3 separate regions of the Mus musculus genome follow, and all the other regions are linked to region 2. The links are chromatin loops, found by intact Hi-C in ENCODE. Cell type or tissue: left cerebral cortex. All regions are shown on one strand.

What was found. Peaks named below come from ENCODE experiments on the same cell type or tissue, not always from the same donor. Only the 100,000 strongest peaks of a DNase experiment are listed, where the experiment ranks them.
Region 1: it touches region 2 in a loop (2.8-fold over the local background); 9 of 42 quality-filtered maps call a loop at or near these places.
Region 3: a loop joins it to region 2, with 2.1 times the contacts of the local background. A loop is called at or near these places in 2 of 42 quality-filtered maps.

Annotation. Positions count from the first base shown.
Region 1 is chr6:118,847,039-118,855,038 of GRCm38, reverse strand. All of the region lies in intron 3 of Cacna1c (calcium channel, voltage-dependent, L type, alpha 1C subunit), which reads left to right. It overlaps 1700080F18Rik (a long non-coding RNA gene), which reads right to left. Exons shown (of 2, transcript XR_003956354.1): 2 at 2,059-2,801. Among named protein-coding and RNA genes, the nearest start is that of 1700080F18Rik, 10 kb to the right of the region's middle. In left cerebral cortex, a CTCF peak has its summit at 6,181; DNase peaks (open chromatin) are centred at 3,717, 6,164, 7,117, 7,464 and 1 more place; H3K27ac peaks cover 448 bases.
Region 2 is chr6:119,100,305-119,108,304 of GRCm38, reverse strand. Cacna1c (calcium channel, voltage-dependent, L type, alpha 1C subunit) reads left to right here. Exons shown (of 47, transcript NM_001159534.2): 1 at 1-378. The coding sequence starts at 330. Among named protein-coding and RNA genes, the nearest start is that of Cacna1c, 4.2 kb to the left of the region's middle. In left cerebral cortex, a CTCF peak has its summit at 3,834 (motif pointing right); DNase peaks (open chromatin) are centred at 1,916, 2,344, 3,248, 3,842 and 4 more places; H3K4me3 peaks cover 3,500 bases; H3K27ac peaks cover 2,640 bases.
Region 3 is chr6:118,976,389-118,984,388 of GRCm38, reverse strand. The region is part of intron 3 of Cacna1c (calcium channel, voltage-dependent, L type, alpha 1C subunit); the gene reads left to right. Gm50599 (a long non-coding RNA gene) reads left to right here. Exons shown (of 2, transcript XR_001785462.2): 2 at 1-8,000. Among named protein-coding and RNA genes, the nearest start is that of Gm50599, 34 kb to the left of the region's middle. In left cerebral cortex, a CTCF peak has its summit at 4,535; DNase peaks (open chromatin) are centred at 6,053, 6,497, 7,535, 7,912 and 1 more place; H3K27ac peaks cover 3,470 bases.

The DNA of each region.
Region 1 (8,000 bases), 250 kb after region 2:
TTCATAAGACCTGTATAACATGAAGCCAGTCAGAATCTTCCAGCATGTGAGAGGCAGGGCTCCTGGAGTTGTCACCCTTAGCTGAAGAGCTAAAGGCAGTTGATAGTTGCTGGGAGGAGGGACAGTCACTTTTCTTTAGGAGGGTGGCCCCTGGTAGATTCCCAGTGTCACAGTGGATGACCCTACACACATGGTTATGGGCAGCACCCATATGAACTCGTTGAGCTGTTTTTTTTTTTCCTAAAAAAAGAAATCCATTTCAAGTCAAGAACAGATTTTTAGTAATGAAACTCCAGAGGCACTCTGTTTAACATCAGGATCAAAAAAGGTTTGTATACTACACCAGTGCTGACTGGTGTTCTAAAAGGTCTGGAGGGGGCCAGTGAGATTGCAGGCAGCGCAGAAAAACATGACTGAAAGTGCCAGGAGAGATGACCTCAAGTGTGGACAACAAATTTATTAAAATGAAAGGTGTTCAGGGTAACTCAGTGTGTAGTTCCGGTTTAGGAACGTCGGTCAGAGGCAGCAGATCGGCATCACCTCATGATGGGCAAAGTACACATGCTAGGTACCTGCAGTAGACCATCACGGTTGGTCTCCACAACAGACCAGATTGAAATAACCAGCAATCAATGTGTGACACAGACAACTAGACTGTGGCGTGAGGGTGTCTTCTCTGGGCACCTGTATGGCTAGTGGGAAGCTATGATAAAGGGCAGGCAGGGCCCCAGGGTTGGTGAGGAAGGGTTCTGGGTTGACAAGTACTTAGGCAGAAAACCGCTTCTCAGGCTGACCAGGGACATTGACCCAAAACAAACCACCGATGGATTAAAGAGACGAATGTAACGTAAATGCAAAAGCTGTAAGAATAGAAAGAGAGCATTAAACTAGTCACAGCATTAGCAGAGTCTTTTAAAACATAAACCTAAGGTGAGACATTAAGGTAAACATTAAACAAATATATAAAACTTAAAACATAAAACACAGGAAAGTGGGCTGAAGACATGGCTCAGCCGTTAAGCGCACTGACTGCTCTTCCAGAGGTCCTGAGTTCAATTCCCAGCAACCACATGGTGGCTCACAACCATCTGTAATGGGATCTGACGCCCTCTTCTGGTGTGTGTCTGAAGATAGTTACAGTGTATGTATGTGTGTATATATATATATATATATATATATATATATATATATATATATATATATCTTAAAAAAACAAAAACAAAACCAGGAAAGTTACAGAAAATATGAAAGGCAGAAAGGCATGTACAAAGTGGAAGAGAATCTTCCACACAGTGGAGACAGATGGTCAGTACAGCTGCTTACAGACCCTAGAAACAGCAAGAAAAATGGTGGGTCCCATTGTTTGGTAAGAGGCATAAACAGGTTTATTCACAAACTGTGAGCTGTATAATCAGCAGTGTGTGTGTGTGTGTGTGCGTGTGTGTGTGTGTGTGTGTAGGTATTTGGTTAATGTCACTAGTAAAACAGAAAAATATATTAAAGATTCAGTTTTTCATGTATTAGATTGCCATTGATGTTTTAAATCATTGTATAATAGCAGAACCTGTGATAAAGAAGGTTCTCATATACAGTGGTCCAAAGAGAGAAAAGCTATAACCTAACTCAAAAGTAGACTTTGTGAAATGTTCCTACTCTTTACCAGTCATTCTCCTTCCAAGAATCTGGACTAAGAAACTAGATTGGTATTTTATGTATAATGTTGTTCATTGCAGCGTTATGTAAGACAACAGCCAAGAAAGAAAGAACGTACTATCAGGAGGTGCTTAAATCAATCAGTAAATGTTACCATTTGTACGAGCTGATAAAATTGTTTCAAAGCCGACGAGTTGAAATGTTCATTTTATATTAATAGTAAAATATAAAACATATGGAGTACACTCATAAAGTTTAAAAAGAGAATAATTGTACAGAGTGCCATATTTTCAATTTTACATGAGGATAAATTTAATGGTATATGAATAAAAAATCCAGAACAGAAGAACTAGGGGATAAATTTATTATTAGAAATGTAAAATTATATGCTCGAGTTCCAAAACATAAATAGAAGAGGACTTTAATTACAGCATTATTTAAAAGACCAGGGCATTTTGCTGTATGGACCAGGTGATGTGACTGTAGCAGAACAAAGTGTCCTTGAGGGCTGTTCCTAGTATCCAGGCAGCCGGGGGCCACAGCTCCCATGCTCTGTGCAAGCCAAATATGGCTGGGATATTTTCTTCCAAGCTTCTGGTGGTCTTGTTTGATCATAGGCAGGGAGGGATCCTGCAGGGTCAACTAGAAACCTTGTTATATCAGAACTACAAAGGAAGTTATAGATGTTTACCCTGGAGACAGGGGAATTAGGGAGCAACATTTCACTGACTGCTAGTGTGTACAAGAGGAAGAAAATTGTAAACGGTTGCAGAAAGCAGAACTGGTGTTCCTGGTTGGTTCATCATGCAAAGGGCTGAGCTTGGTGGGTCCAGCAGCATCATTAGGGAGGGATGACAGCAGGCTTAACCAGGAAGAAACTGGACAGGAAGGTCTTATGCCTCTTCCCCCTGTGCGAGTATGTGATCCCTGCTGATGGCTGACCTGATGATGCCCAAGTAGGTTGAAAGACGAAAGTGTGGAGGATTGCAGACTGTTCAAGCCCGTGGGCCTCAACTCGCCTTTGCAGGATTCACCTGCCAAGCTTGTTCACACGGACTGCTGGACCTACCCCAGAGTTTCTGAGTCACAGGGCTGGCGGGAGATGTCTGGATTTGCATTTTAAATAAGTTTTCTGGTGCCATGACTGCCTGAAAAAAAATATCACATTTTGGGACCCAAGCTTCAGGCCAATTGCAACAAATAAACTTGCTCAAGTTTATACTAGCACTTACTGGTGTAGACAGCCCAGCAACAGTCTGTGGCATTGGGGAGGGTTGGGGGTGGGGGAACAGGCTGGAGAAGCACTTCCTCTGTTATCTCTAACTCCTGGAAGACATTCTTGCAGTATGTGGCAAGTGCTGTCAACTGTTCGGTAGCCCATTCTTCCCAGACCCACTTTTCTGCCCTGACACTGGGGCAGTCCTACTACCACACCAAACCCATAGCCACTGATTATTAAGGATGAGAACTGGCATCCTTTTCTGGCCTTTTAGGAACAGCATTCTTCCCTACCATGCATGAAGAGATGGAGTCTTTGGTTTAGAGCAGTGACTCTCAACCTTCCTAATGCTGTGACCCTTTAATACAGTTCCTCATGCTGTGGTGACCCCCAACCATAAAAATATTTCATTGATTTCGTTGCTACTTCATAACTGTAATGACTCATAATGTGAATATCTGATACATGGGATAGCTGATGTGAGAACCACAGGGTGAGAACCACTGATCTAGAACATCAGGATGAAGGAATGCATATTGTTGGCTGCTGTTGGCTGCTTCTCATGACCTGGGAAGGAAGCCTTTCTCAGGAAAGCGCCTTGTTCTGACCACAACAGATGTAGGTTTGCTACAATGTAGAGAGCCACAGATAGGGCCCCAAAGGTTGATAGTGATACAGTAACTCTCAGTGTCCCTGAGAATTTTAATGAAGATGTGTGGTCCCTGCGATCCTCTCCATTCAAACTGAGCCTCATGTATTTGAGTTTTCAGCTAATTGGTTTAGGAAAATATCCCTGTGCCCACCCCCACAGCTCCTGCTGCTCTCTTTCCCAGCTTATGGTGTAAAGTGTGAGCAGACTGTGTGCTTAACACACTTTGGAGTCTGTTGCTATGGTGCTGGGGAGGAATCTGGTTCTCATAGCAACATCAGGTTGACTTGATGCACCTCAGACCATTGGCAGAGCGCGGTGGGCAGTGGCTTATGAGATCCCCAGTTAGTTTGGGACTGATGGAACTTAGTGTGCTGAAAAGTGTTCTCTTTGCCCACAGCCCATCCACCCCTTCCTGCCTGCACACCTCTCCCCTATATCACTCAAATAATCATAATAACATAAGAATAGAGGCTCTCCCCCTGTCTTTCTCTCTTTGTGTGTGTGCGCGAGTATGCGTGTGTGTGTGCGCGCGCTTTGGTAAACCACAAAAATAAACCAAAGTGGGGCTGGAGAGATGGCTCAGCAGTTAAGAGCACTGACTGCTCTTCCAGAGGTCCTGAGTTCAAATTCCCAGCAACCACATGGTGCTCACAACCATCTGTAACAAGATCCGTTGCCCTCTTCTGGTGTGTCTGAAGACAGCTACAGTGTACTCATATACATAAAATAAATTAATAATAAAAAAGAATAAACGAAAACATTACTTTGATGCTGTCATCAGATTAAGCTGTCATTTGAGTTCTCACTCCCCGTTGCAAGGCCAATCCCTGCACTGGCATGCTGTCTAATGATATAGCTCTGCCTATAGGCCTGGCATATTGCCGGGAATTCCAGTTACAGAGGTCCAGGGTCTTGTGAGTGGGAAGAGCTCTCTGACCAGGACCAAGAGGGCTGGGGTTTCTTCATGCAGCTTCATTCTGGAGGCTCCTTACAGTGGTAATACACTGCTGGGAGACCAGCCCTCAGAGAGGCCAGCTTGGCCAGCTTGCTGAAGCTTTTCAACTCAGTGGCCGAACAAACAATGGGTCTCAAGCCTTCTGCATTTTATGCTCAGAACTGGCCTGTGGCTTTAGGATACATTTATGATCTGGGCATCTGGCAGAATTAATGATAACAACATGAATCCATTGTAAGAGGAAGGAATCTGGTCGGTCTGTGTAGACCTTTGGTGAAGAAAGAGCCACACTTGTCCTGGCTGTTCAGGGCCTTATAGTGCCCCTTGTGGGAAAGAACCATGGGTTTCTTCCTCACAGCTTGTCAACCCCTCACCCTACAAGTGTTCCCTGAGCTGCTCCATGTTTGAAGCTCAATTCTAGAAGGGGAGTGGGGACCATAGTTGTAAAATTGCCCCTCCCCCACCTGCTTTATTTCCTTTGCTTTTCCATCTGTGGCCATGTTCCACTTTTTATAACTGAGTACTGGGTAATATATAATGACGTGAGGACTCTGGCTGGTAGTGCTAGCCCTTGCTTGGTATCTGCTGAGGGCCTTCTTGCTTCATCATAACATGCCATAGGACATGACATGGAGAGACAGTAAGATTTTAGTTGTTGAAGGTCTGTGTGTTAAGCGTTTCTCTGTAGCCTCTGGGGCTATTAGAAAGTGATGGGATTTTTAAGAAGCAGGGCCTAGTGGATGGAAGCTAGATCACTGGGCCTGTGCCCCTCAAAGGGACTTGGAGATCCCAGCCTGTCACTTTTCTCTCCCCAAGAGACAGTTTGTAAGTTACCCCATCTTGTTCTCTGGGCTTAGCAAATGAGGTTCCATTTTCTTCTCTTGTAGTTGGTGGATTTTTGTTATCCCCCATCCCCATTCCAAGAGCTTCACAGTTCCTTTCTCACAGATTAGCTTACCTGTAGGTTAGAGCCCCTCCTTGCTCGCCTTCCTTCTGAACAGCCCTTTGCTGTGGCTTGATAGCCACCAAGGAAAGAGCACAGCTGAGACAATGAGAAGGGACAGTGTCTTTCTTCCCTGTGTTATGCAGAAGTGCTGGTGGAGCTGTGACCTGCAGGAACTGGCTGAGTCCTGAAGGTTCGTGGATGCCTTCTTGCATAGAAGATGAAGTTTAACTGCCCAGGGAGAGATGTTCCTCCATAGGCAGGGCCTTACAGCTAGTGAGGCTGGATGTCTGGTCCTGGAGACCACCTTCTGCCTCTTTGTCTAGTGGCCTTTCCATGTACACTTTTGTTTATAATATTTGCATGTGTTTTTTAAATTTTCTCTTCTTTTCTTGATCAATTGTCTTTACTCTCCACTGAGTCCTAGAGTCTTCTTTGGTATGCTCTGATGGTCTAGTATTGGAATGTTTATTGCATCCTGTGGAAAATTTGGCCACTGTTATTATTGAGGTCTTCATTGTGTATGTGTGTTGGATAGCAATTGCTGTCTTCACCCTTTCTGCTTTTGTGGCCTCTGGGGCTCTTCTGGGTTTCTCTCCCATCTTCTCTAATCTCCCAAGTCTGGCTGATGTTCCTCTGACTAGGTGTGCATGTTACTCTTTTTTTCTCTAGACTGATGAGCTAGCAAGGCTACCTGAGTGTGTCTTTAAAGTTGCCAGTCCTTTGCCACCTATGACAGTACATCATAGCCTGTACCATGCTGCCTCCTGTGGGCCAGGCTATGGCGTGGAAATTTGGACAGAGTGATTTCCTCACTCCTAGGTCTTGGCAATATGGTCATCTCTCTCTGGCGCCTGCCCCATGTAGAGGTCTCCACATCTGTGGGAGGGCACTACCCCTCCTCCATCACTTCAGAGAGGTCTATATACCATTCATTTAGAAGTCAGAGAATCTAATAATAGGCAGTACCCAGGACTGCAGGAAGGATACAACATAAGTGGACGACAACAGACCAGCTCTTGACTCTATCAGCCCTGATGGATCCAACTGGCACAGCTAAGAGATGTCGACTTGACCTCAGTCATCCAACTATTAGATACTGGATTCTTTGGAAAGATGGGTGGCCCCACATGAGGATCTGTGGCAGAAGAATTCCAAGTTTGGCAAGTTCACCGGAACCTGAGCAGCGGCAGACATAAGGAGCTTCTATTGGCTGCCTGTGCTGACTATCACACAGGCCTTTGTTTGCTTTGTTGTTTGGTGGCTGTGTATCCCAGAATGGGCTCAAACATGATCTTTTTGCCTCCAGCTCTTGAGTGCTTTCAAGTTCCTAAGTGCAAGGGCTGGCCTGACTTTCCGATGGGAAAAGAGCTGAGAGAAGACAGGATTCACCCAGGCCTGGGGCCTCAGAAAGGCCAAGCTAATCCCTTCCCTGCTCCCCTTCCTCTGGACAACACTTTTCCGTGGCTCGGTGACCACCAGGGAAAGAGTACAGCTGGGCCAGTGCAGAAGGGACAGCCCTTCCTGGGCTCTGCAGAGGTGCCGTAGAGCCATGACGTGCAAGATGCAGGCAGCGCAGTGCCAGCTCAGCCACCCAAGCCCAGCATGAGGTACAAGAGGCACATTTCCTGGGTTCCTACAGAACTATGAGCAAGTCGTTTTGTCACAAGCTGGCCAAGCTTAGCTGTCTCGCTGCAGAGTGAAAGGACCAGACCGGAAGTCCTCAAGGTCACGGACACTGACAGCTTTCCGAGATTTAAAGCCCTCCATGGATGGTTGCAGGCTTCCTTTCGGAAGTATTTCTGACTTCTTGCGTGTCGTTAATGTGAAATTGTCACTCGGTATTTTTATTGGGCCCTACTGCCTCTCCTTTCTGTATATTCTACCCTAAGGTTGCTTTTCATTTCGGCCACTGTTACCGACACAGGGTGAGCCTTCAGTCTGGCGTGTATATATTTTAATATGCTGAGTGTGGCAGGGATTTTTCTCACAGCGACTGTCATTCATTTGGTTTCTGTTGCTGTGAGAAATGCCATGACTGGAAGCCATGTGGAGGAGAAAAGGTTTATTTTAGTTTTACCCTGTATAGTCTGTCTGTCATGTTACCTACTACGTTTAGCTGGGAAAGCCACGGCAGGAACTGAAGCCGAGACCATGGAGGAGTGCTGCTTACTAGTTTTCTCTCTGTGACTTGATTCTCAGCCTGTTTTTCTTACATACCCCAAGAGTACCTGATCAGAGGTAGTACCACCCACATTGGGCTGGGACCCTCCTACATCAATCACTCATTATGAAAATGTCTCCCACCAACTTCCCTACAGCCTAATCTCATGGAGGCCTTCTTCTCAATTGAAGATCCTTTTTACCAGATGACCCTAGCTTGTGTCAAGTTGACAAGAGTCTAACCAGCCCAGTGAAGCTGTAATTAACAAGATTCCCCCGGCCTCACTGCCGGCCAGGGCTCAGTAGTGACTCCAGCTGCCTACACTGCAGAGAGTATTGTATTGGCACAGGCCACCAGATTAAGAGGAATGAAGACAAACAGGGCCCTTCTCACCTGGGAGGACCATAGATTAAA
Region 2 (8,000 bases):
CCATTTATTATTCTTATCATTTTTATTTTCAAATGGTGTAGCCGCCAGAGGTGCGGTGCTAAATTCTTGGAAGGGGCCCGGATGTACTGAGGATGCATTACAATCTCACGAAAGGAGGCGGTAGTGGAAAGCAGCAGTTTTTGGTGTTTGGTGCAATAATGGGGATCAGGTAATCACCCGAAGGGAGCAAGAACCACTGCGGATCCACGGGTTCCTGGATTTGCGCGAGAGCCGCCGGCCTCGGAGGAGGGATCCATCCCGAGCCGCTCGCGGCTGTTGCTGCATTTCTTCCTCTTTGTGGCTTCTCCTTTCCAAGCAGTTTTTGGCCAATGGTCAATGAAAACACGAGGATGTACGTTCCAGAGGAAAACCACCAAGGTAAGCGGGACCCCAGCGCCTCGCCGGGCTCGCCCGCGCTGCCCACGGCGGGTCCCGGTGGAGCGGCCCTCGCCGCGTGCCTCGCGAGGGGCGCCAACCCCGCGCGCGGGAGCCCGCGGGAGCCGGCCGAGCCGCCGTGCGAGCCGGAGCGGAAAATTCCCGCCCCTCCCCCTCCGCGGCCGGGCTTCTTCGGAGCATGTGGTTCCCATGAAATCCCGAGCGAGGGGGAAAGTTCCCCAAGTGTCGGCGCTGCCTGCATTTCTCGCCTTTGCCTCGAAAGCCGGCCGGCCAGTCTGGCCACGGCGAGCCGAGGAGCCGCTGCTTCGGGGTCCCTTGCTTTGCTGGGGCGCGGCAGGGAACGCGCGCTCTCGCGCGCACCCCTACGGAGACCAGCCCCGCGCCGGTGGCCCCCCAGGCTGCCCCACGTCCACTCTTCCCGACGCCACTTCCTCGGGCAGTGCGCTCCGGGTCGCGGGTGGGGGTGGGGGCGGGGGCTGCAGCTGTGCGTCTCAGCGCGCCTCCTCTCTCCAGGCTCTCAGGCTCTTCGGCTTCTCAACACCGCCCACCTCTCCACTGCCATTGACCCCGAGCGAGCCCACGCCGGGTGCCGGGTGTGTTACTGTTAGCACCCCAGTGTGGACTCGCACCTGAGGATGGAAAGCGGTTAGAAGCCTCAGTGATGTGTGGGCTTTGCTTTTCCATGTTTTCAGGGAATCATGAAAGGGTGTGACTAGCTCTGAGGCTCCATACTTAGTGTTCTCTAAGCATCTCCATCCTGGGCATCAAGTGTCATCAGCTCCCCTCTAATGGTGAATGGCTTTCGGGTAGCTCCCCACTTCTTGGAAACTTTCTCCCTCTCCTCCCCAGTCCCCATCGACAAGTTATTATTTTTGACATTGCTTAGTGGTTAAGGTGATCAAGCTGAAGTGTCTTGCAGTCCCAAGATGCCCTTTCTACGGGCTCTCTGCCCCGTTGCTTGACTGTTCCCTTTCTCTTTCGCCTTCAGCAGCTACCGTTGCTCTTCCACATTGTGTCTTTCCTTGCCTTGCCAGGGTACTTCTTAGTGACTCTCCAGAGCCTTGCCTTGTGGAAGTAATCTCCAGGCCTGATACTGGTACCCAGCCCCTTCTTCCTTTTACCCTTTTGTCACCATTTGGGGAAAGGGCTATTGCCTTTGCAGATTAAGGCTGCCGGGGAGCTGGCTTTACAGCTGGTCTTCTTTCATCTGGAAGCAGCTGGCTTTCTGCTTTCTGTCTTGGGTGGCAGCATTGGGATTTTGTCCTCCTTAAGAAGAAAGACTTGTCCAGGGTCATGGGTACTAGGTCTTTTTATGCCATACGGGCAGCCTGGATTACCTGCCCTTATCCTGCCTCTGTCCTCAAATCCCTTTCCTAGCTGATGGAGTTATGGTTGGTTCAGGAGGAGGAGAGATGAGACATAGAGGAAAGGGTGATATTTTTGTAGAGTGGGGGTGGGCTAGCTTTTTCAGGTTCTGCCCATGCCCTCAGTCTAAGCAAGTTGGCAGAGGAGAACCCAGCAGTATTGTCCCATCTGTCACTACCCAGGGCAAGACATCTTTGTAAAACAGGTATGCCCATAGTTGGCATGGTCTCCTAGTAGTGTAGGGTAAAGCCCTTCTTAGCTTACTTTCTTACTCTGCTTCTTTTCTCTTGCTACTTTGCTTCTCGATGGCATCCCTAAGCCCCTTGCAGGGAGCAGGCATTCAATGCAGGAGCAATAGCCCTACAGGTTCTGGAGAACGATGTAGGGGGAAGAGGAGGCAGCGGTGGCCAGGAACTCTATACCTTTCCAGCAGAGAGCCAGCAGACACTCTAGAACCTGGATGGTCCTCTCCCTCAGAGCTGCAGTGGTTACATAATTCACAGGAGCACTTTCGCCTCCATCCCTAGATGCGGTTCTTAGGTAAAAGAGCGCCAGGGTCCTTGTCCCCCTCTGCCTCCCACCTTCTTGCTCTTGATTGGCTAGGCTTCTTTTGAGGGAGGGTTGGGGAAGGTGGCAGAGGTGGGAAGGACAGACCTGGAGGAGTGTGAATATTTACAAGAAGTGGCTGGCTTAGTAACTCCGTGGCGGAGGAAACATAGTTGGGGGCTAGAGTTTCAGAAGGCAGGTCTTTGAGAAGAGGAGCCAAGGGATGACCTCAGAACAGCAACAGTGACCAATCAGAGTGGAGAACCAAATAAGTTGCCAGGTGGCTGTTTTCTTCTCTCCTGACTGGCTTGCAAGAACCGAATGCACCTCCTTCTCACCGATTTTCAGTGGTGTATGTGCACCTGTGAGCTGAGGGGCGGACTGTGGAAATCCGAGGCCAGCACCGTGAGACAGCCTAGAAGCTGAGGGAAGGAAGGGCTCTGTTCTCAGGCTTCAGGCTGGAGGTTATATTCGTGCAAGCTGTGCCTCACTTCTGTTACCCTCTCTGGTCCTATTCCAGCCTTCTACTTTTCTGGGTTGATTATCCAGTATAGGCTCCAGCTAGCAAGTGAAATTTCTTAATAGTCAACCATTTAACACAAAAACCCCAGAATGTCCCCTAACTGCCAGAGACAAGGCAGAGGGGAGGGGAAAACACAGTGTGCTTTTTCTTTAAACTATTCAGCCATAGGGGGGGGGGATGGCAATTATCATTTAAAATATGGTAATAATACAATGATCACAGCTAACTCTTTTCAAAGGGTCCGAGAGCCGCCCCTCAGCCTGTGCAGCTTATGAGAAGGCTTCTTGACATCGGCTTCTCCATCTCTGCAAGTTGCAGGGAGGAAGCTGGAGAAAGGAGGCTTTTTTTTTTCATACCAAATGCTGTTCCTGGGAATGGCTGGGTGCTTTTCCACCAACACACTGTAAGGGAATCACTGGTTATTTTCTTCCATAGAACACATGTAATGATGATTAATCCATAGAACACATGTAATGATGATTAAACGTGTGCACACCCAGAGAATTAGGGGAGCCTCTGGAAGCAGATCACATAGGACTTAATACACCTCACCCCGGGTGTTATGCAAAGGAATGTTGACTATACACTCTCCTAAAATGGTGTGTGTGTGTGTGTGTGTGTGTGTATGTGTATTAATCTCCTATTAAGTAGAGACTCATTCTGTTACAGTATATGCCACAAGAACAACAGTGCTTTGTCAACACAGTGGTAAGCCAGTACCCCTGCCCCAGCTATCTTTTAGAGTCTTGGAAAAGATTTAGTATTTGTTTAATCACCTCTTCTACTCCAAACTGCTTTTGGTGGGCTTGTCTGTGGATAGGGTATATTAAAGGAGCCAGCCGGAACACCAAATGGAGGGCTTCGATGCCGTGCTGATCTTTGGAGTCTACTTCCTAGTATAAGTATGGCTCACTGCAGGGGTCTGGTTGTATTATTGACAATCATCTTGCAGGTACAGACTTCTTAGAACCATCAGTACATCTTACTTCTGCCTCCACCAGTAGGTGGCGCTACAGGGCTTACGAGTCAGGCCATGGGCTCCAGGGAGGATGGAGAACCTGTTCCCTCATACCCTGGTGCAGAGGACCTTAAAGACCACCGTATGTCTCCATGGCACTAGTCACCCGAGGCCTTGTAGGATGAAGGACTTCCTGAGTCCCTGCATGGATCTGCCCCTTTGGATTGTTTGAGTACCTTGCACGTCCTTACTGCAGACTTCTGTTGACCCTGGATGTAGACAGCATCCCCCACAGAGCCTCGAGGAAACCTTTGGATGGCCACAAGCTAAATTCCTTCATGCTTTGAAAGGGCTAGTTCAAAAACTAGTAGGCCCACTGTCCGCAAGCTAGACAAATCTGAGATAACCGGGAGATGCTGTGGGCTTGCTAAGTCCATCAGCAGCTCCACAGCAAGAAGGCATTTCCTTAGCCTTGCTAAGGGGAAGACTAAGAGCTGTGGGCACATTTCCCCATTGATTTCCGCCTCAGCCATCTTCTGCTAGGTGGTGACAGGAAGGCCCCAGAGACCAAGGCAGGAAGTCACTGAAGTCCATTCTGCCACTAACTGCCAGTTTCCAACTCCTGATGCTTTCTTCTGATCTCTGTTGCCCCAAGTTTTGGAGTCATTATGGCTGGTTCCATGAGGACTGAAGAACGTAGCTAAGAAAGAGTGAGAGCGGCTGGTGGTGCGGCCTTCGTTTTACGGTCGTTGTGGCAGCCTGGTGTTACAGCTCTGGGCCGTGTTGGAATTACTGCTCAGCAGCCAGCCGCACCAGCTCTTTCTCGCTGTCTCCTGAAGAATGGAGAAGATGAGTTTATTTCCAGAATAAAGTAAAGAAAGCTCCTGGCCTGTTGGGGAAACCTGGCTGAAGACTGATTAGCAAGACAGCCAGAGTTTACTCTGATTTTTGAGTCTATCTTCACTGTTGCTTAAGTTAATGTTAGGTACCATAGAGGATAGCATGACTGAATCAAAAAGCGAGGCATGGGGAATTGTTTAGCAACATATCGGGTGCTAAATACTTAGCAGCATGCTAAACATTCTGCTAAATGAAATGACATTCAGAGTCCTGGCTGTCAGCATTAAAGTAATTTAGTAAACACTTGTTTACTGTTCCTTAAGGTTAGGTACTGAATAAAATGAGTAGTAGTGACAGGACCAGTGACAGACGCCCTCGGGGAAAATGAGACTTAGTGCCATTCCAGAGACCAGGCTTCAGCTGGGCCCTTGCAGATGTAGCAAAGCAGGGAGGACACGGTGATCTGTGGGGCTGCTCACCCTCGGCTGCGGTTTGCTCCTGTCTGCGTTTAGCTGATCCCATGTAGATGAGGCCAGGAGGCCTCAGCAGACCAGAGCCGCTTCCACAGTTTGGAAACTCTTAGAGGTAGTCACTTGTCATGGCAACAAGTGGAGTGGCTCTGACTCTGCGCTGTCCCCTTGTCCTGGTGAATATGGGGCTTTGGGGACATTCCAAGGCTCTTCTAGAGTTCCTGATGTGCGTTATGTGGGAGAGGAATCCCAGTGGGGTGACTGGGGGCCCGAGGGTCACCTCATAGAGTGTGCCGTTGTGAAAAGACTGCTACTTTAGAAAGTCAGGGTCCCAAAATATTGACAGCAAGAGACAGGAGGCCCTGCTGGCCATGGTGTGTGCAGGAGCTTGGGGAAGATCACAGGGCACACATTCTACCTGTGGACTTGGAGTTAACTTAAGAATGGATTTAAGGTTCTACAAGAGGGGAGGTTTGGGCCTTGGCATCTGAGAGCCAAATGAAGGTTGAAAATAGACTGCTTCTTCCCCAGAGAACGGAAAGAATAGTTATGATGGCTTTGGACAGAGGATAAAGAAAGCAGGGGTGACTGGCAAACTTGGCCTCTCTGTTTCTACCCTTGCAAAACCCCATAAAAATCTACATGATTCCTTGACTGCTAGATGGTCTTATGCTGTGTGCTTGTGTGTGTGTGTGTGTGTGTGTGTGTGTGTGTGTACACACAGGGACAGGAGTTAGAATTTCTGAATCCATGTTCTTAGAAGGGCCTGTCAAACAGGGAATGAATAAGACGTCTTTTCAGAGTTTACTTTCTAGGTTCACAGTATTTGATGGGCAAAGGGACCTCATGAAATTTCTGTTTTCATTTGAGCCTTAATGGTCCATTTGGGCTGGATGTATTCCATTTCCTGCCTTTCCTGGACCACTCTGAGGGAAGAATAAGCACCCATGTTCTTTTAGGGTTCCTGGTTGGGCTTTGTGCAACGAACCCCTCCACCTCTCCCTCTTCTTGGGTCTCCCGCCTCCGCTTAGGTACTGACTTCAATTAATGTTGAGGCATTAGATTTTAGGAACAGAGTTGAGAGGGGGTGGGAGGTATCTATCATTGGAAAGGCTTCAAAGCTGTTTTTGTTTGGGGACATCCCTTCTGCGCTGAGCTCTCTTGGGTTGCAGAGGTAGAGTACCCGAGTTAAAGAAAACAACACGTCGAAACAATGTTGACAGCATTTCCCAAGTGTTACAGGAGGCCCGAGGTACTCTGGAATTTAAAAGATGAAAATATAAGATCAAACAAAAGAGTTTGAGTTGGACTGGCTTAGACCTTAATAATCAAGGAAGAAGTGAATAAAACCAAAAACCAAAAACCAGAAACCAAAAACAAACCAGTCAAGATCGGTCTGGTATTTTGACATTGAGTTGCCCTCTTGACAACTGTCAGTATAACTGTTGGTGACTTATCAGTAAGACGCTGGGGCTAAGGCTCCATCTGTACTGTTATTCTAACTTGGGGATCAGGACCTGGGGTGTGCAGGGGTTGGGAGTTACCTTATGGGGCCAGCTGACATGTCACCTTCTCACAGACACACACACGGTAGCCTGCCTTCAAGTCCAAAGCCAAATGGGCCCATCTTTGGATGCTCAGACAACGTACAGATAGAAGTAGACTACTTAAGGCTATGCTCTCCTTTCCAATGTCGAGTTCATCAGATCTTGTCACCACTGCCCTGTACAGAGGGACAGACAGCCTGGAAAGAAAAAACTTTGTTTCGAAAATACACCATGCTTTTAGAAAATGGACCAAGTTCTTCTTTTAATTGGCAAAAGTCCTGGTTGGTTGTAGATAAAGAGACACTTATTAAATGGGGGGAAGGGCTTAAATGTTCCATCTTAAGTTACGGGATTAACTTTTTAATTTCCTAAAATAAGAATAGTTTCAGCATCAAAGAGCATGCTGGGATGTGTTTTGCATCTACTTTGCAACATGCTTTTCTAGTCTTTGCTCCCAGGATCTGTTTTAATTTTTTATGTAAGGGGGGAATCCTTGTACTGAAGCAGTCAACCTTTTTATATTTTACCACAAGCCAGGGGTATTACCTAATGGTCACCGAACACCTATCATGTTCCAGGCACAATTCTTGGAGTGCCACTTGCTTGTGCTTAGTATAATTCATCTTTATAATAGGGTGGGTATATACGCTTCCCCCAAGGTTGAAAACTTTGTTGGGATTTAAAAGTAAGACAAATAAAAGTTGTTCTATTACTACTCCATTGTCAGCTCTCACTTAAAAAATATCTGCAACAATCAACTTCTACAGAGGGAAGGGTTATCCTGTGGCCGTCTCAGAACTCTGTGATCTCTGTGGTCTGTTGACTTTGGGGCCTGTGGTGAAGCAGGACATCATGGTGGGGAGTATGTGTAGGAAAAAGGATGCTCACCTCGTATCAAGGAGAAAGGAAGGGGTTAGAGTTCCAGTATCCTCTTCAAGGGCCTGCTTCCAATGACCTAACATCCTCCCACCAGGCCCCACCTCCTAAGGGACGACTGCATTTATGTGTGGCTGAAGGCTGGTAGTATCCCAAGGCCTTTAAGGGATATTTCAGATCGAAATGACAGCAATTCATGTGGGGAAGAATTGGGAGAGAAATCTGCTCCCCACTTTGGGGAAACATCTGTATCCCCGGGGAGCCACCCTCAGACTTGCTTTCGTATCTTCTGTGAAAGAGACGTGGATGAAGAGCTGAAGGCTGGGTCTTCTCTAACAGGGGCCTTTCCCTGGCCTCTCCTCTCTTCAGCCTGTGTTCTGGCTAGTGACTTTGTCCGGTTTCAGTTCAGTTAGGATTAGTTCTAAGGCCTATGGAAGTGTGGCCTTGTTCTAGCCTGTTTTTGAATAGTTCTTGGTGAC
Region 3 (8,000 bases), 120 kb after region 2:
AATCAGAAACAGACTGGTTACATTTCTCCCAGAATGCTTATTTAAAACAGACACACATACACACTCATACTTAACACTCTGCCCCAAAGAACATTCATTCCCTCCCGGGGGAGAGGGGTCTTAGCCACATGTTTTGGAAGATTATAAAACTGGAGTGCTTTCCCACCCAGCAAAGCTTCCGGGCCCACTTCCTCCTTTCCTAGAATGGCAGAAGCCTGCCATTCTTCCCAAATGAACTCATTCCTTTCTGCCTTTTAAAGGATGAGGTAAAACCACAGGGCAGGAGTATTGCACACTGGGCTTAGCAGGCTCCTTGTGCAGTGTACTAAGTGTCCCCCGCCTCCTTGGCAGGGTAAGTTCTTGCATTCCCACATGGGAGCACGACTGGTAGTGGAGGGCTTTGGGAAGTGGCAGGTAGCTGGGTTACAGAGAGGAGGTGGGCTGTCTGGGAGCACTAACTCCCCTGTTCTGTTTCTTTCAGACTAGGTGTGCATTTCTTTACTTGAGAAGCCTTTCTGCCCTGAACGGCGTTCCCTTTGTCTTGCTGTGCTGTACACTGGTCTCTGGCAGGACATAGAACAGTTTGTATCTGTGTTATTGACCATCCTCACAGTGTCCCCAGTTCTTAGCCTAGTACTAGCAGTTGATGCTGAGCGGACGACTGGTGGTTGTGTTGGGTGTGTTTTTGTAACAGGAAGTAGGAAGCAGATTTGGTGCGCTCAGTCTGTTCAGACACCTGTGATGGAGCACTGTAGACCAGGTGGCCCACAAACAACAGAAGTCCATTACCCACAGTTTTGAATCTTGGGGAGTCTGAGATCAAGGGGCCGGATCTGAACTGTTTCTTGAATCACAGAGGCTGAATCCCCATTGACCTTTACATAAATATGAAGTGAGATGACCTGCGTGTTCTTTCTTATACACAACGACATCCCCCAGAGGGCCCAAGTGTTAGGAGCTCTTCACTCTCTTCAAGGGCCAGTTTCACCTTTCTTAAGCTTTGTGACCCGCTTTGGTTAGTCCTGCCAATCATGATGCAACCTACCCTCTTAATCCATCATTTTGTTATGCAAGTAAAGTTTTGCCCTGCAACATGTTTCCTACACCTTGGTTTTAAATTCCCCAGCTTCATGTTTTATATGCATCTCTGAATAAAATGACTTAGCTTGATGGTTTTATTAGAAAAATTAAAATTACAGTCCTCAAAGCTCAGTAGAACTTTGCAAAGATATATCTGTGATTATATTTTGAATACATTGCCAAAACAAAAGACTGACCATAGGTGTTGTGATGTGTGCTGAGTTAACAGGACACACAAAGTGGGGGGGTGGTGGTGAGGAGGTATTCCCGAGCTGTGGCTAATATCTGGGAAACCTGTCCCAGCACTCGGAGTCCTTGCCGAGGGCCAGAGGGTTTGTAAAGCCTGAGAGGCAAGCATCCAGCCTGCAGTGTCCACAGCTTCTCTTTCCTTTCCTTCTGCTCACTGCTTCTCCTAGAAACAGCTTGTCTCTTGGGTCCTCGTAAAGGACCAATGAAGCCAGTGGGAAGAATTTCACACAGTAAACCAAGGGGTTAGCAAGCCCCTTCTGCGTCCTTTCCATGTGAGCCTCCGTGTGATGATTTCCAGGATGCTGTGTAACAGGCATCGCTCTCCACGTTTGTTACATTTTAGGGAATGTATTGTTAAGTGGATTTTCTTGATGCTCAAGAAATGGTTTGAGGTTGAAGTATAATGCTTGGTAGGTTTTTCCTTCTATTTAGGATAATAAGATATGTCATTATTCCCAGAACAGCAGAAAGGAGTGTGGATATGCCACACCCCACCCAGGAGTAGTTTAGAACAAACTTTCTTACATAGGAAATTAGCAAATTACACAAGGCAATCAAATCAGTCAGACGGGGTGTTAGAGCAGACAGTGTAGTCTATTAATGTATGAAGTTAGAAAAAACATTGATGAGAGAAGGGGTTAACCAGAGGGTTGTATGGAGGGAAACAGTCCTTGCCAGACCTAGAAGGCCTGAATAGTGCCGTGGGTGCCTGACTTCCAAATGTAAGTTTCTTCTAGTGAGTATTCTGATGTACCTAGCACGAACCATGTTCTGTGTGAAATCCTAACTGATAAGTAAAGGAGCATAGGACACAGACACAGTAGGAGGCCTGCTCTCATTTTCTCTAAGTGTACATTGAATGAGGGAATACAAACACACACACACACACACACACACACACACACACACACACACACACTCACACTCACACACACACACTCACACAGAGGCAGGCAGGAAAGTTATAGCTTGCTGAAGAAGGGGATGACTCAGTGGAGAGGAGAGGAGATTCTGGGTGTCCTGAGAAGCTGCCTGGCTTTGGTTGCGTGATTATGTTGACTGAGATCATCTTAGGGCAGGTCCTGGGGTCCTATGTAGTAATGCCTGGTGCTGCCGTGGTCCTCTGGAGCCCCTTCCTCCTTGTTGCAGATCTCCTGATTCCCCCACCCGCTCACCCTCACCTTCATTAGGAGAGATGCATTTATGCCTAGCCATAGCAGCAGGTGGCTGGGGACCCTTGAGAGTTAGGGAAATGGCTGTTTACCATCTACCAAAGAAGAGGTGACTCTTTAATGGCCATGATACCGTAACTGTATAAAGCAGATAAGGTATAAGTCACATTTGGGTCCTGGAGTCGGCAGTCTAGTGAAGCACAAGTGGATGTTGTTACCCACTTCCATCTACCTGGAGAAGCCTGTTACCTGAACTTGGTTACTAAGCCACATGCAACTCACTTTGCCCATTGCTTACAGAGGCTGTGCACTGGATGGGAGCTAGCCACAGCGGACATCAACAGTGGGTATTACATATCCTGGTACCTCTTGTTCTCAGGTCTTCTCCTTCCTCAGTCTGTGACAAACAGTGTCAGTGTCTAAGACCCATTGACATCTGGGCTTTCCACGTGCATGGTCACTCATAAAAACAATACTCAAATATCTCCAGGATTTTGCAAACATCCCTTCTATAAATCTCTGTGGTTGGACAGCCAACCAAAATTAAATCGATACCAGTGATCCACTCCACAGCAGGCCTGGAGTGTACAAAACACCCATGGAAGGAGTTACAGAGACAAAGTTTGGAGCTGAGACAAAAGGATGGACCATCTAGAGACTGCCATATCCAGGGATCCATCCCATAATCAGCCTCCAAACGATGACACCATTGCATACACTAGCAAGATTTTGCTGAAAGGACCCTGATATAGCTGTCTCTTGTGAGACTATGCCGGGGCCTAGCAAACATAGAAGTGGATGCTCACAGTCAGCTATTGGATGGATCACAGGGCCCCCAATGGAGGAGCTAGAGAAAGTACCCAAGGAGCTAAAGGGATCTGCAACCCTATAGGTGGAACAACAATATGAACTAACCAGTACCCCCAGAGCTCGTGTCTCTAGCTGCATATGTATCAGAAGATGGCCTAGTCGGCCATCACTGGAAAAAGAGGCCCACTGGTCATGCAAACTTTATATGCCCCAGTACAGGGGAACGCCAGGGCCAAAAAGTGGGAGTGGGTGGGTAGGGGAGTGGGAGGGAGGGTATGGGGGACTTTTGGTATAGCATTGGAAATGTAAATGAGGAAAATACCTAATTAAAAAAAAAAACAAGTGAAAACAGTTTAAAAGTAAAAAAAAAAAAGTTATAATAATGAGAAATCCACCGAGAGGAGCTGTCATTGCCGAGATTTGATGATTCTCAGAAGACAAATTGTTTCGTGGTGCTCGTGTGTGCGTGCACGTATGTGGGCATGCTTTTGTGTGCGCACGTCTGTGAAGCAGACCGGGGGCTTCTCTGCAGACCGTGTGCCACTTTGAACAGTTAGCAGCTGGCTTATGGTGGTTGTCAACTGCATTTCACACAGCGCCCTGTTGGCAGTTGTTTGGCTAAGGGTAAAGACTGTAGTTTAGAAATACAGCAAAAGGAGGTGGGGTCTAAAATCTCTGTCTTGAGTTTCAGAAACCTCCTCTGTGAAAACTGCGTGGAAGGGTGTTTGTATTCCACAGGAAAACCTGACGGGCAGAAAGCAAGTCTGGTTCTTTTTTATCTTTAGCCATCAGTTCCTTAAAAATTATTCACACGTTTCTTCAAAATAGCCGTTTCTTTGTTTTCTTAAGAGCCCAAATCTCTCTAGTCCTCAAATCAAATTCTCAACTAAAATCAGGAGGTTTAAAATTCAGTTATTTTAAGTGATACATACTCTTAAAATGTGTGTGTCTGCTAAGTCGCTTGTATTGGAGATGCAGAAAGTCACACTCCATAAAATACAGGAACACATGTTAGAGGAGGGGAGGGGAGGGGAGGGGAGGGGAAGGGAAGGGAGGGGAAGGGAGGGGCAGACACTGAAGAGGAGGAGGGGAGAAGATTTAAGTTTTATTTTAACCCCCAAATGGCAGATGCAGAGTAAGGAGGCATCTTGCTCTGTGCAGGAGGAGGAAGGCAGAGTTAGCAGGAGGTCCTTCTGGGACCTGCAGTTCCTGTGACTTCCTTAAGGCCACTGTGTGTGCTTTCATGGGAGCCAGAACTGGACATAGGAACTTACAATGTCATCGGGAGTTCAGGGTAAGCTGGGCTGATGGAATGACCCCAAATAGTGAGTACTGTTGTGGGAAGGTGGGAAGACGGCTGCTTATAATGGCTTTGGGGGGATAATACTTCCTTTGCTTGCCTTGTCTCCCTTTTCTGTGAGGAAGCCTGGGTTTGATGGTAGCACCTTCACCCCGAAGCCTAGGAAATTGGTAGTGGGTGTGTGTGAGAGACAAGGGCTACACATACTGAGCCCAGGTCACCCGGGCTTGTGCTAGCATCCTCCCCGTGCACTTGGTGACCTGGGCGTCAGGAACAAGGCAGGGTGATAAGGTTAACGTTCTCATCAGTCATCTGTCCAAGGCATATTTGCGCACACCACATGGATGATATTTTGACTGACTAGAGCCAGGTTCAATGAATCTTTTGCATCTTAGCTTACAGTTGCAACTGGGCTTTGATGGCATCAGACAGGGAAGTACATGGTTAGGTTGTAGCTCCTGCACACCAAGGTGGTGGCTTCCTAAGGAAGAGAGCTTTAAAGGTGGGGGTTATTTTACCATAGGCCATCTAAGAATGGCCTTTTCTCTGAGTAGTGTCAGACCCACTTCCCTGTGCTCTGAGGTCAAGGGCATGCCCTGCAGTGAACCTGTGGGTCAGGGCAGGTGTTGGCATGATGGGAGACAGCATCCATTGGCAACCCTACTTCCCAGGGCTTCAGCTCAAGGCCCACATGATCAGGGAGTTTGTGGTTGACAAGTCGATACTTCCTTTCTGAACATGTGTCAGTGGAGAGCCCAGTACGAGACTAGTAGGTCAAGCCTGGATACTGGACTATTGGCTTTGTGAATGCATGGCCTCGTTAGTAGAGGTCTGGAGTGTTGTCCTTGGCGAAGTGTCTGTGGGGTATCTGGAAACTTGCTGCTTGTGTTTGTAAAGCCGTGAGCAGCTCTGAAATCTTATTGACGGCGGTCTCACCCATCTTCATAGCTTAGCTAGTTGGGCTGATTTGAGGCTAGAGACCTCAGCAGGGAGTGGCTGGGTTCTTAGAATGTAGAGTTAGATTCTCAGAGAGAAGGTCTTCTCTTAGGCCAGATAGCACTGTTGCCTGTGCCTGCCATGTTTGAGTCAGGTGCCTCTCTCCCTGCCCCTTCCCTTCAACCTATTCATCATGTACTCATGATCTGTACAGAGCGACACCAGATGCTGAGGCCAGAAAGATGTCCAGTTAAATGCAGTTTCTGCCCTCTTGGAACTGAGTCTGGTGAGAGGGACAATGGATCAAAGTCATGATGGGTCCTTGAGGCTTTGCTACCCAAACCAAATCAGTGGACTTCAGATACAATGTCTCAAAGATATTTACCAGTCACCGATTTTGATAGTCTGCATGTTCTGCCCTCTCTACTATGACAACAGTAATCTCTGCGTGGTTGCGTCGTTATAAAAGAAGCCACAAGCGCCTGACTCTACAGTTACCGCTGGGAAGTGGATCTGCCTGAGCATTTCTGGAGAGGAAAGTATTGTGCAGGGGAGAAGAACATTTGCCATTTTCTGCCTGTCAGACTACAGGGGTTAGCTGTTCCTGATCCAGTCAAGAACTGAGGTTAGCACTCCAGGCCAAGGAAGGAAGCAAGCCCCTCTGGGTTTGCACAGTGCTCTGAGATGTGGCCTTTACCTCTGTCAGGTTCTGTCCCTGTATCAGATCCTCTTGCTCGGAGGTGGGTGTTGTCTGTCTTGTGTGCTCCAGGGTCAGGCCACCATGGGGGCTGGGTGGAGAGGAGGAGGCAAGCTTACTGCCTGCTAACCATGGACATCTAGATGGGGAAGAAACAACAGCTTTATTTTTAGGCTTTGCTAATTCTCACTCTTCTAGTTCACTGCTACCTGGCAACAGCTTATTGTCATGGCAACACCAATGTTAATGAGTGAAGCTCTCCCGTGTCTGCCCTACCCAGTGCTCTGTGACAGATAGATACTCAGAGCAGAACTATCTTTCTGGCCCTGCAGGGCTCAAACGCTACAGTCCCCACTCCTCCACAGGTCTCCCAGACCCTGTCTTAAAGAAAGGGAATGGAGTCATTGCCAACAATGGGCCTGTGGCTTTGTTTACATGTCTCCATTTACTAATGCGCCCACGGGACTCCCGACGCCCCGCCTCCCTGTAGCTCGTCCCCCTCACATCTTAAGTGGCAGCCACAGGCTAAGGGATAGAAACTGGCTTCTCTTTCCGGGGTCCTGAGGTTGGGTTGGTTTTCAATGGCAGTTCCTCACAAGACCCCTATGTCCTCTGATGCTGCCTTTAAGGGACAGGTGCCCACAGTGTGGTGATGACTTGTGCCATGCCTGGGTTGAGAGTCAGTGACCCATCCCACTGGCCTGTCCCCTTTCCTGCCACCATCTGCTGTCCTTCACTTGCTGTCCTTGATGGCTCTCACTGACCAGAAGGGATGTATAAGGTATTCTGCACTCCTTTTTTTTTTCTTTTTCTTTTGGACTTCTGTGATGTGGGTGACTTGACTCAGTTTTTTTTCACTACAAATCCCGGATAACAATAGCCCTGCCTCCTGAACCTTATTACAAGGCCTCCATCAGGACAGTGTGTGCCTAGTGCTTGAGGCAGGATCTGGAATAAAATGACAGTACCACAAGTATTAGCTCTCTTATGTCAGCTTACGACTTAATTTGCAGTCTGATTTTGTGAACTAAATATTGTTATTATTCTGAACTACAAAGGAGGAGACCCAGGCAAACTAGTTTGACACCTTCCAGGGTCACTGGGGAAGATGGAAAGGCTATGATGCAGAACCTAGGTGTATCCATACACGTGTGTGATGTAGGCGTGCGCACAGGCTCACATACCAGGCCCCTGGAGCTTCCCTCTTTCTGGAGGTGGCCTCAGGGCCTCGGGAGCATGTCCAATTCCTTTGTACTCTTTGGATTTAAGGTGCTATTCGAACATGGCGTGCTGCCACCATGACTAAGTGTTGCTTCCAGAGAGGTGGCTCGTAACTGTCACGATTGTCTTGAGGGTGGTACCGTAGCAAGGCCCTGCGATGAGCAGTGGGGACGGAGCTTCTTCCTACAGCCACTGTTTCTTAGGCCCGAGTTCCCTGGCTCTGCTGCTGTGCTGGCCAAGGAAAGTATGGTTGGGGTCTCCTGCCAGCTCATCCAAAGTTCTCAGCCAGGCGCCACAGCTTTGCCGCTTACATTTTCTGTAACGTTTGAAGGCAGCACGTTCACATAGCATAAAATAAAATAAAAAAACACACCAAAGATATTTGGTAAGACGCTACCCTTCTCTTCTCCCGCAGCCTCCCGGGAGATGAGCTTCCTCACCGTAAGCATATTGATTCTTTATGTCTCCTGCCTTCCGTGCGTTCAGGTCCCCACAGTATTTGCCAGTGCATCTGTGGGCATCCTCTGTGCTAGTA